Linked DNA regions of Homo sapiens: region 2 is linked to region 1. Evidence: chromatin loops called from intact Hi-C (ENCODE). Cell type or tissue: B cell. All regions are shown on one strand. Each heading gives the region's core, and the rest is flanking DNA. Links, peaks and the distances in the headings are about the cores only. Region 1 overlaps QRICH2 (glutamine rich 2). Region 2 overlaps RHBDF2 (rhomboid 5 homolog 2).

What was found. A loop is a pair of places that touch in the nucleus more often than their neighbours do. Peaks named below come from ENCODE experiments on the same cell type or tissue, not always from the same donor. Only the 100,000 strongest peaks of a DNase experiment are listed, where the experiment ranks them.
Region 2: it touches region 1 in a loop (2.1-fold over the local background); 3 of 110 quality-filtered maps call a loop at or near these places.

What each region holds. Positions count from the first base shown.
Region 1 is chr17:76,278,137-76,282,509 of GRCh38, reverse strand. QRICH2 (glutamine rich 2) reads left to right here. Exons shown (of 19, transcript NM_001388453.1): 8 at 395-646; 9 at 1,557-1,679; 10 at 1,782-1,856; 11 at 2,059-2,223; 12 at 2,356-2,477; 13 at 3,082-3,147; 14 at 3,368-3,469; 15 at 4,321-4,373. Among named protein-coding and RNA genes, the nearest start is that of UBALD2, 15 kb to the right of the region's middle. In B cell, for the core only: CTCF peaks have their summits at 2,650 and 2,849 (motif pointing right); DNase peaks (open chromatin) are centred at 1,639, 2,149, 2,869 and 3,949.
Region 2 is chr17:76,494,618-76,498,990 of GRCh38, reverse strand. The region is part of intron 1 of RHBDF2 (rhomboid 5 homolog 2); the gene reads left to right. Among named protein-coding and RNA genes, the nearest start is that of RHBDF2, 4.6 kb to the left of the region's middle. In B cell, for the core only: CTCF peaks have their summits at 1,716 and 1,918; no DNase peak of the experiment used is centred there; H3K4me3 peaks cover 1,643 bases; H3K27ac peaks cover 4,000 bases.

The DNA.
Region 1 (4,373 bases), core at 374-4,373:
CCTCACAGCCCCAGAGCCTGGGGCGGGGCCTGTGTGTCATTACGGTCCTCTGTGTGTTTATGGCCCGGCTAACTGGCAGCAGCACTTTACGATTTAGCTAAAGAAGAGATGTTCTCATGCTGAGCTGGTGGGCTGGCTGGAGAAAGCTCCAGAGGCCTTCTTCTGGCAAGGGCTTGGTTCAGTGTTGACACTGTGTTCTCGGAGAACTCTCTCTACTCACCGTTTACTGGATAGATGCCCATGATGGCACATGCTCTGGGAGGCACTGAGGATGCAGCAACTGCCCAGGGCACGACAGGGGAGAGGCACACAGGCTAGGGGCAGTGCCAGCATGGGCAGAGCGTGGCCGTGACTGGCCTCACTGCCCTGCTGCTGCCGTCTCTCCTGCACGCAGTTGGACAAGCTCAGGATGATCATTGAGAGCATGCTGACCTCCTCCTCCACGCTCCTGTCCATGAGCATGGCCCCGCACAAGGCCCACACCTTGGCTCCTGGCCAGATCGACCCTGAGGCCACCTGTCCAGCCTGCAGCCTGGATGTGAGCCATCAGGTCAGCACGCTGGTGCGGCGCTATGAGCAACTCCAAGACATGGTCAACAGCCTGGCCGTCTCCCGACCCTCCAAGAAGGCCAAGCTCCAGAGACAGGTGGGGCTCTGCTCGCCTCCCTCCTGCTGCAACTGGACATGGCCCCACAGAGGAGGGCCACCCTGCTGCAGACCCACAGAAGTGGGGCGGGTGTTTGGGCCTCAAGGTCAGCTCTCCGTGGCGGAGCCCTTTAGCCAGATCCCACAAGAGTCCCTGGTCTTTCTGCAGGTCCACAGCGAGGGTAGCAGCAGAACTAGCTTTGGGGACAGGAGACCATGGGGAAGAGCTGGCTTGATGGGGTGGGACAGCACAGGCCGGCTGAGGACAGATCAGTGCCCTTCGCGTGCCCTGGAGACACAGGCCCAACTGTAGGAGATGTTGACTCCCTGGCACGCGAGTCTTCCAACCCCTTCTCAATTTCCCTAGAAAGGGCAGGCTTGCTGGTGGGGGCGGGCACAGCCACAAATCCTGGGTCCTGCCTCTTGGGCTGAGGAACTCAGATTTGGGCCAGGAGAGGAGGGGAGAATAAAGCCCACAGCCCAGCTCTCAAGTGCCCCGGGACAGCACATCACTCCTGAGCCTCCATCACCTCTAATGACCCCTGACCGGCAGGCCAGGGTCACAAGGCTAGTCCATGGGGATGTAGGTGACTGACGCTTGTGTCCTGTGGGGGTGGACACCCAGAAAGGGCAGACAGAGGGCCTCCCGCACTGTTAGTGGAAAATTGTTTTCCATTGTTTTTGAGACAGGGTCTCCCTATGTTGCCCAGGCTGTTCTTGAACTCCTGGGCTCAAGTGATCCTCTCGCCTCACCTCAGCTTCCCAAAGTGCCAGGACTACAGGCATGAGCCACCGCTCCCAGCCTTGCAGATGTTTTAAGGGCCAACTTACCTGGGGCAGCAATATTATGGCAGCAGGGGGTGGGATCGCGCCAGCAGCCTCCGAGAGCCTTCCCATCCCTCCTGCCGCAGGACGAGGAGCTGCTGGGCCGTGTGCAGAGTGCCATCCTGCAGGTGCAGGGTGACTGCGAGAAGCTCAACATCACCACCAGCAACCTCATCGAGGACCATCGGCAGAAACAGAAGGACATTGCTGTGAGCGGCCGCAGGGTGGCTGGGATGGGGCCGGGGCTCAATGTGGTGCCCTAGCCCCGCAGCTGCTGGCTCTTTTTTTCTCTGTTCACTTGGCCTCCCCAGATGCTGTACCAGGGTCTGGAGAAGCTCGAAAAGGAAAAGGCCAACAGGGAGCACCTGGAGATGGAGATCGATGTGGTGGGTGCCAGGCCCCAGGAGCCACGCTGTGTCCCAGGGCGGTCTCGCTGACTGTTCTTTGAGAGACTGAGTGGAGGGGAGCTGGCGAGACGAGTGTGGGCTCTCAGAAACCTGCCTGGTGATAGGGGTCGACACCCCCAGGGAATGGGGCCCCTCCATGGCCATCTCCCAGATGCGGGGACCTCTGTCTGTCTCTGGGCAGAAAGCCGACAAGAGTGCTCTGGCCACCAAAGTGAGCCGTGTCCAGTTTGATGCCACCACGGAGCAGCTGAACCACATGATGCAGGAGCTGGTGGCCAAGATGAGCGGGCAGGAGCAGGACTGGCAGAAGATGCTGGACAGGCTGCTCACAGAGATGGACAACAAGGTGAGGCAGGGGCATGGCGGGGCTCTCCATCCCACAGCCTTGCCCCCAGGATCGGGACAGCACCACCTTCTCCTGGGTCAGCCCCCTACCTGCTTCCTTAGAGGTCCCCTGGCCCCTCTTTCCCCGCCACAGCTGGACCGCCTGGAGCTGGACCCAGTGAAGCAGTTGCTGGAGGATCGGTGGAAATCGCTGCGACAGCAGCTCAGGGAGCGCCCCCCACTCTACCAGGCAGACGAGGCGGCTGCCATGCGGAGGTGAGGCCTGGGAGGCAGGGGAGGAGGCTGGCACGCTCTTCAGGGGGTGAGGGCAGAGGGGGCTGGGGGTCTCCAGACAAACAGCTCCTGCCAGCACACAGCGGATCCTGCCCAGGACTGTCCCATGGTTGGAGGGACAGAATTTTAGAGCTTGAAACGCTCTTCTAGCTCAGGCCCCTTCGTATTACAGCAGAGAAAGGGAGGAGGGGAGGCTTAAGGCTCTCAGGGTTTGGCTGAGCTAAGCTGGGCCTTTGGGACAGGGAGAGGTCCTCAGTACCCAGAGCTGAGACAGCTCCTGGGGGCCTGGCCCATAGGACCTGGCCCGTGGTAGGCTTGAATTCCAGGATTCCCATTCGTGGCCGCCAGGGGGCGCCCGAGACTTGCACAGGGCACCCTCAGGGGCCCATGGGAAGCCTGCTGGCTTTGGGTTAGGACAGGGAGGTCTGGGATGTGAGCCCAGAGGTGGGAGCAGATGGATTCCTGGGGAGCAGGGACATGATCTGCACCCTGGTGGGCTGAGCTTCCAGGGGCCTGCAGAGCCCCAAGCCCTTCTGGGTCTTCCGGGCAGAGCACTCACCCTGCGTGTGCGTCCCATTCCTAACAGGCAGCTCCTGGCACATTTCCACTGCCTCTCATGTGACCGGCCCTTGGAGACACCTGTGACTGGACAGTGAGTGCCCACACCGCCGGCACGTGGCCTCGCATGGCAGGGCTGCGTCTCCTCCCTTCACCTGTGTCCACCTGTCCTCTCCCTTTCTTTCATGTGTCTGCTTCCAGCCCTCGCTCCCTTCCAGGCCGGGGGCGGGTGGGAAGGTTCTTTAGGCAGGTGGATTTGGGGGACCGGACTTGTCCCACTCTGACCCGCCCCTTCTCCCTCTGTCCCTGCCCAGTGCCATCCCCGTGACCCCCGCGGGTCCAGGCCTACCTGGGCACCATTCCATCCGCCCCTACACGGTGTTTGAACTGGAGCAGGTCCGGCAGCATAGCCGCAAGTATGCTATGGGACAGCATATGGGACATATGGGTCCGGGGCCAGGGCTCTGGATGGGGAAGGCAGGGGACAGGGATGACTCCGGAGGGCCCAGCGGAACGTGACAGAAGGCAGTGCTGTGGGACAGTGTGGAGAGCCTCCTCCTTGGAATGGGACAGTGGGGGCCGCAGGCCGATTTCTGAACTAGCTCCCTGGCAGTTCCCAAGGCATGAGCGTAGGAGGCAGACCTAGTCACACCTGCTTTTGGGAGTTACGGTGGGACTTCGTCAAGGGCGCCAGCTGCCTCTGAGAGCTCCTCTACTTCTCAACCTCTTCCTCAGCCTTCGGCTGTCTCAGCAACCCCGGGATTAGAGCGGTGGGGGGAGGGTCCGGTATAGCTCAGCCAGAGGGTGGGCTCAGCCAACGAAGGAGGCTGGCGGTGGGCATCTCATGCTCCCTCCGGCTCCTGCCCACCTCTCTGCTGCTCCCCTTCTCCTAAGGATGGGAGTCCATAGTTCAGAGGACTTCAGGCTGCTCTTGGAGCCCTGTGGGTTCCAGGTATGCTAGGCCAGGTGCGCCGAGATGGGAAGGCCCGGGGCTGCCCTCAGCTCCTCCACCCACAGCTGCAGACAGGCAGCAGGGCTTTCTTCCATTTGGCTGGCCTGCACTTCCCCATCTGAGGAAAGCCTTCCCGGCAAGTCTGGCCCTCAGATGCTGTGGAAAGGACTACTGCTGAGGGGTCAAGCTGCCCAGCGACCCCCAGCCTAGCTGGGTCCTGCACAAAAGGGACCCGGAACTGAAGGATTCGGCTTACACAAGGTCAAGGCCCCCGCCATGGGCCAACCCTCCCTCTGTTCTGCTCACACCCTGCAGCCTCAAGCTGGGCAGCGCCTTCCCTCGGGGTGACCTGGCGCAGATGGAGCAGA
Region 2 (4,373 bases), core at 250-4,249, 220 kb before region 1:
GCTCGGGTGTGAACCCAGTTGCCCACCCTCAGGCCCCACCCAAGAGCCCCACGAACAAACCCTCAGTGACTCCTACCTGTCTGTACCTGGTGTAACCACACACACACACAGACACACACAAACAGACACACAGAGACACACACAAACACACAGACACACACAGACTCACACACACACACACACACACACACACACACACACTCTCTTTCTCTCCAGCCCAGGAGGGGGACTTTTGTTCCTATAAGAGGAGGAATAAATCACACTACAAATGCTTTGGGTGACGCACTTGGGGCCCGAGTCCTGCTCTGGGGTCAGTGGTGCTGTTTTTCCTGTGGCCTCAGCTCTGGATACTGTGGTGGCCTCTCCACCAAGGTTTCTGTCCTTGCTGTGTAAACTCTGCCCCAGACAAGGTGACAGATGACAGCAGAAGTCAAGGAGCTGTGCACGCCTGCCCGTGAGTGTGCGAGTGGCATGGCTCAGCTGGCTGGTGCTTCCCTTTGGGCCTGGCCCCCGCCTGCCGCTGGCACAGCACAGGGAAGACGTGTGCCCTCCTGGCTGCCTCTCCCCCTCCACACTCTCCTCAGATCTCTGTGCCTCGCACTCTGGAGCAGGCCTCGGCGCTGCCCCATCTGCCCCAGGGGATTTCCAGAGTGAGCTCAGGCATCTGCACCGGCTGTGGAAGCGCTGGCTGTCGGAAGCGGCTCCCAGTTTCCTATCCAGCTGAGCCAGGCTGGGGGAGGAGTGGCGGGGACGTCTGCGCCTGCCCAAGTACAGGCTGACCTCGGCGGTGGTGGTGGCTAGGCAGGGACAGCTCTCAGGGCACGGGCGGCTTCACAGGGAAACCAAGCCTGCCCGGAACGTCGTTTTGCCTCCCAGGAGACCTAGGATGGGTGTAAGGAAAAACACATCTTCCGGGAAGTACAAAGCGCCACCGTGTCCACGGCCCCTCCTTCAGCAAATGTATCCGGGCGCCCAGCTGGGAGTTGTTTGTGGTCCAAAAGCTACTGGAAGGCAGTTCCAGCCCCAGTGCCCGGCTCCTGCAGGAAAGTGGTTTCAGCCAAGTGGGCAGTGCAGGAGGTGGGCCAGAGACACTGTTTGGAGTGTGAGGGGAACCTTGTGACCAGCAGAAAAGGATGGAGGAGGATTCCAAACTTCAGGAGCTGGGCCAAGGTCCAGGGGCTGCTGGGCACAGTCGTCCATGTGTGTGCTCAGTAGGATGAGTTCACTTAATTAGTCTGTGCCTCAGTTTCCCCAGCTGCACAGTGGGCTCACTAACAGTAATCTACCTGGAGGGTTGTGTGAGGTGAGGACTCCCGTGGTAAAGGTGTGCAGCCTGCAGTGCAGTGCCCGGCCATGGCAGGAGCAGTGCGGGGAGCCATCGTGATAATGGTGTTAGGGTGGCTTCAGGTAGGGGCGTGGCTGCCGGTCCATGGCACAGACTTGGGAGATGGCCGAGGCCCTGCCTCGTGGGCTGTCAAGGACTAGATGGGAACACGCATATGGAGCAGTGGCACTGTTGTTATTGTTATTCTGTAGGAGTGGCTGTGTCTGGGGTAGGGGGACCTCAGTGCCTTGCTGGCCAAGGGAAGTGAGGGTGGGTTTCCATCTGGGCATGAACTGCTGACCTCTGCCCAGGGGTTTTCCTGGCCTGCCAGTGTGTGTGTGTCACTGACAGTGGGGTGGGGGGCAGCTCATGGAGTTGGTGCCCCTCAGCTGTGCTTTCCCTGGCGTAGGTTCCTGGGGCTGGGAGCAGGGTAAAGCTGCCTCAAGTCTTGGTTTTCTCCTCTGCCTCCCCCGTGTGGCCGCCAACCCTGTGCCAGCAGGTGGTGCAGGGATGGCTTCCTGCCCCGGTCTCTGGCAAGAAACCCTTTTCCCTCTCCCAGTGGGTCTCCCCAGGTTGTCAGCTCCATTTAGTCATAAGAAGATCTGGGGCCAGGCGCGGTGGCTCACGCCTGTAATCCCAGCACTTTGGGAGGCTGAAGCAGGCAGTCACAAGGTCAGGAGATCGGGACCATCCTGGCTAATACGGTGAAACCCCGTCTCTACTAAAAATACAAAAAAATTAGCCAGGTGTGGTGGCATGCACCTGTAGTCCCAGCTACTCAGGAGGCTGAGGCAGGAGAATCGCTTGAACCCAGAAGGCAGAGCTTACAGTGAGCCGAGATCACCCTACTGCACTCCAGCCTGGGCAGCAGAGCGAGACTCCGTCTCAAAAAATAAAAGAAAAAAAAAAGAGATCTGGAAGAGGAGGGTTGAGGATCTGCTGTGGGGTTTGGAGTGGGAACAGGACTTTGAACCCTGGCCTAAGCCCCTTTTGACCTTGCCAGCCCGTGAGGATGATGACAGCCGCCTCTCACCCTTAGCCTCAACTAAATGAGATCATGTCTGTAAAAGTCCTTTGCAAGCTGAGCAGTGCTGCCCAGGCAGTTAGGTGCTGTCCCTTCTTCATGAATCAAAGGCCTTTGCATGCAGGACTCACTCCAGCACCCCAAACACTCAGAGTCCTCACCCGTTCTTTTTCTCCTGCCCCTCACCAGTTCCAGGGTGGCAAGAGGCTGCAGAGTGTGGAGGTTAAGAGCGCGGGACCCTGGCTGGGGTTGTAGCCCCACCACCTCCCTAACTGTGGGACCTTGGACAGGTGACTTCATCTCTCTGAGCCTCAGTTTCCCCACCTGTCGAATAGAGATCTGTCCCCTGTGGGGCTCGTGGCTCAGATAGAGACTAAGTGAGCGATGGTGGCAGAGCTCAGCCAGGAATAAAAGAAACTTCCAACTGGGCGTTGGGTGTGTGCCAGGCACTGTACATTCATATCTGCTGTCATCTTCCCTGGCTCCCTCCGTGGTGGGGCATCAACCCATCTCACAGCAGAGGAGGCAGGCTCTGCAGCACCCACTTGCCCAAAGTCTCCCAGCAGGTAGGTGGCCCAGGCAGGTTTGAGTCCCATCTCTGGCCCCTTATTCCTCCTCATTCCTCAGCAAGAGAGCTCCACGCTGCCCCGAAGCAAGGTGTGGGCCATAAGCACGTGGCTTTGCAGGCCTGCTTGGGACAAGCAACCTGGTGTCCCCGTGTCCTGAAACCCTGGCAGTCACTGGGGCTAGGGCCAGCCTCTTCCCTGGGAAGCAGGGAGCCCCAGGGCAACGTTCTGGGAAATCAGGTTTATTAGTTCCTTAATGACCGTTTACAAGCTCAGAAGTGTCTGCCTGGCATTTTCCCTCCCTGCTGAGGGGCTCCATGCAGCCGGAGGCAGAACTGGGCCTCCAGAAGCGCTCTGAGTGTGTCGAGGTGAGGGCCCAGGGATGCCGTCGGCTCCCTGGGCTCTGCATGCTCACACCCAGCCAGTCCAGGCCTATTTCTGGCTGGGTGGCACTGGGCAAGGTGCTTACCTCTCTGTACAATAGGTGAGACCTTGTACCTCAGCTGAGCTGTTCCTGGGGTGAGCCCTCGTTCATGGTGACAAAGTCACATAGATCTTAGACCCTGGGAGGATACTAGCATCTTATGCATACACAAACTGAGGCTCAGAGATGTTAAGTGGCTTGCCCAAGATCGCACAGTGGTTAGAGATGGGCCTGTGACCCTGTCTTCTGCCATCGGGACAGATTTTCACTGTCTGGAGGCAGGTGGAAACCGGGTGGGCTCCTACTTTGTAAGCACAGGACAGTGCCCTGTCTGTGTACATGGGACAGTCACAAACGGAAATGGCCTGGTCACACCTTAGTGTCAAGGAGCCTCCAGCAGGAGTGAAACGGACCTCTCACACAGACCCCAGGCTGCATCTCATCCTGCCCCAACCGCTGGGCTTGTGCTGGACCACCACTGCTTCCAAGGACCCGTGAAAACCCGGCTGCCGGGATGCAGAGAGGCAGACTTTCATGAACGTTTGCAGCAAAGGGCAGTTCCCACCGAGCCTGTGTTGCTGTGGCACTGTGTGGTGCACACCCCACCCCGGAAACCCTCCAGTGTCCTGGTGTCTGACCCCAAATGGACAGGGCCTTTTGGCCCCCAGGGGCCACTTCTGACTCCTCCCCTTCACAACGATGCTGAGGGAGCAGGAGAACTGGGGCCCGGCTGCTGTGCGTGCCCCCTTCCCTTCATTGCCCCAAAGCCTGCAGTCCAGCCCCAGGCTCGGGAGCTGCTGCCTCTTCCCTGGGATGTGGAAGGCACCTGCATCCCCGCCCAGCTGCTGCCACTTGCCTGCCTCCATCAGCAGCTTTGTTTTATTTTGTCTGTGTGTTTTTTGAGATGGAGTCTTGCTCTGTCGCCCAGGCTGGAGTGCAGTGGCGTGATCTCGGCTCACTTCAACCTCCGCCTCCCAGGTTCAAGCGATTCTTCTGCCTCAGCCTCCTCAGTAGCTGGGATTACAGGCACCCGCC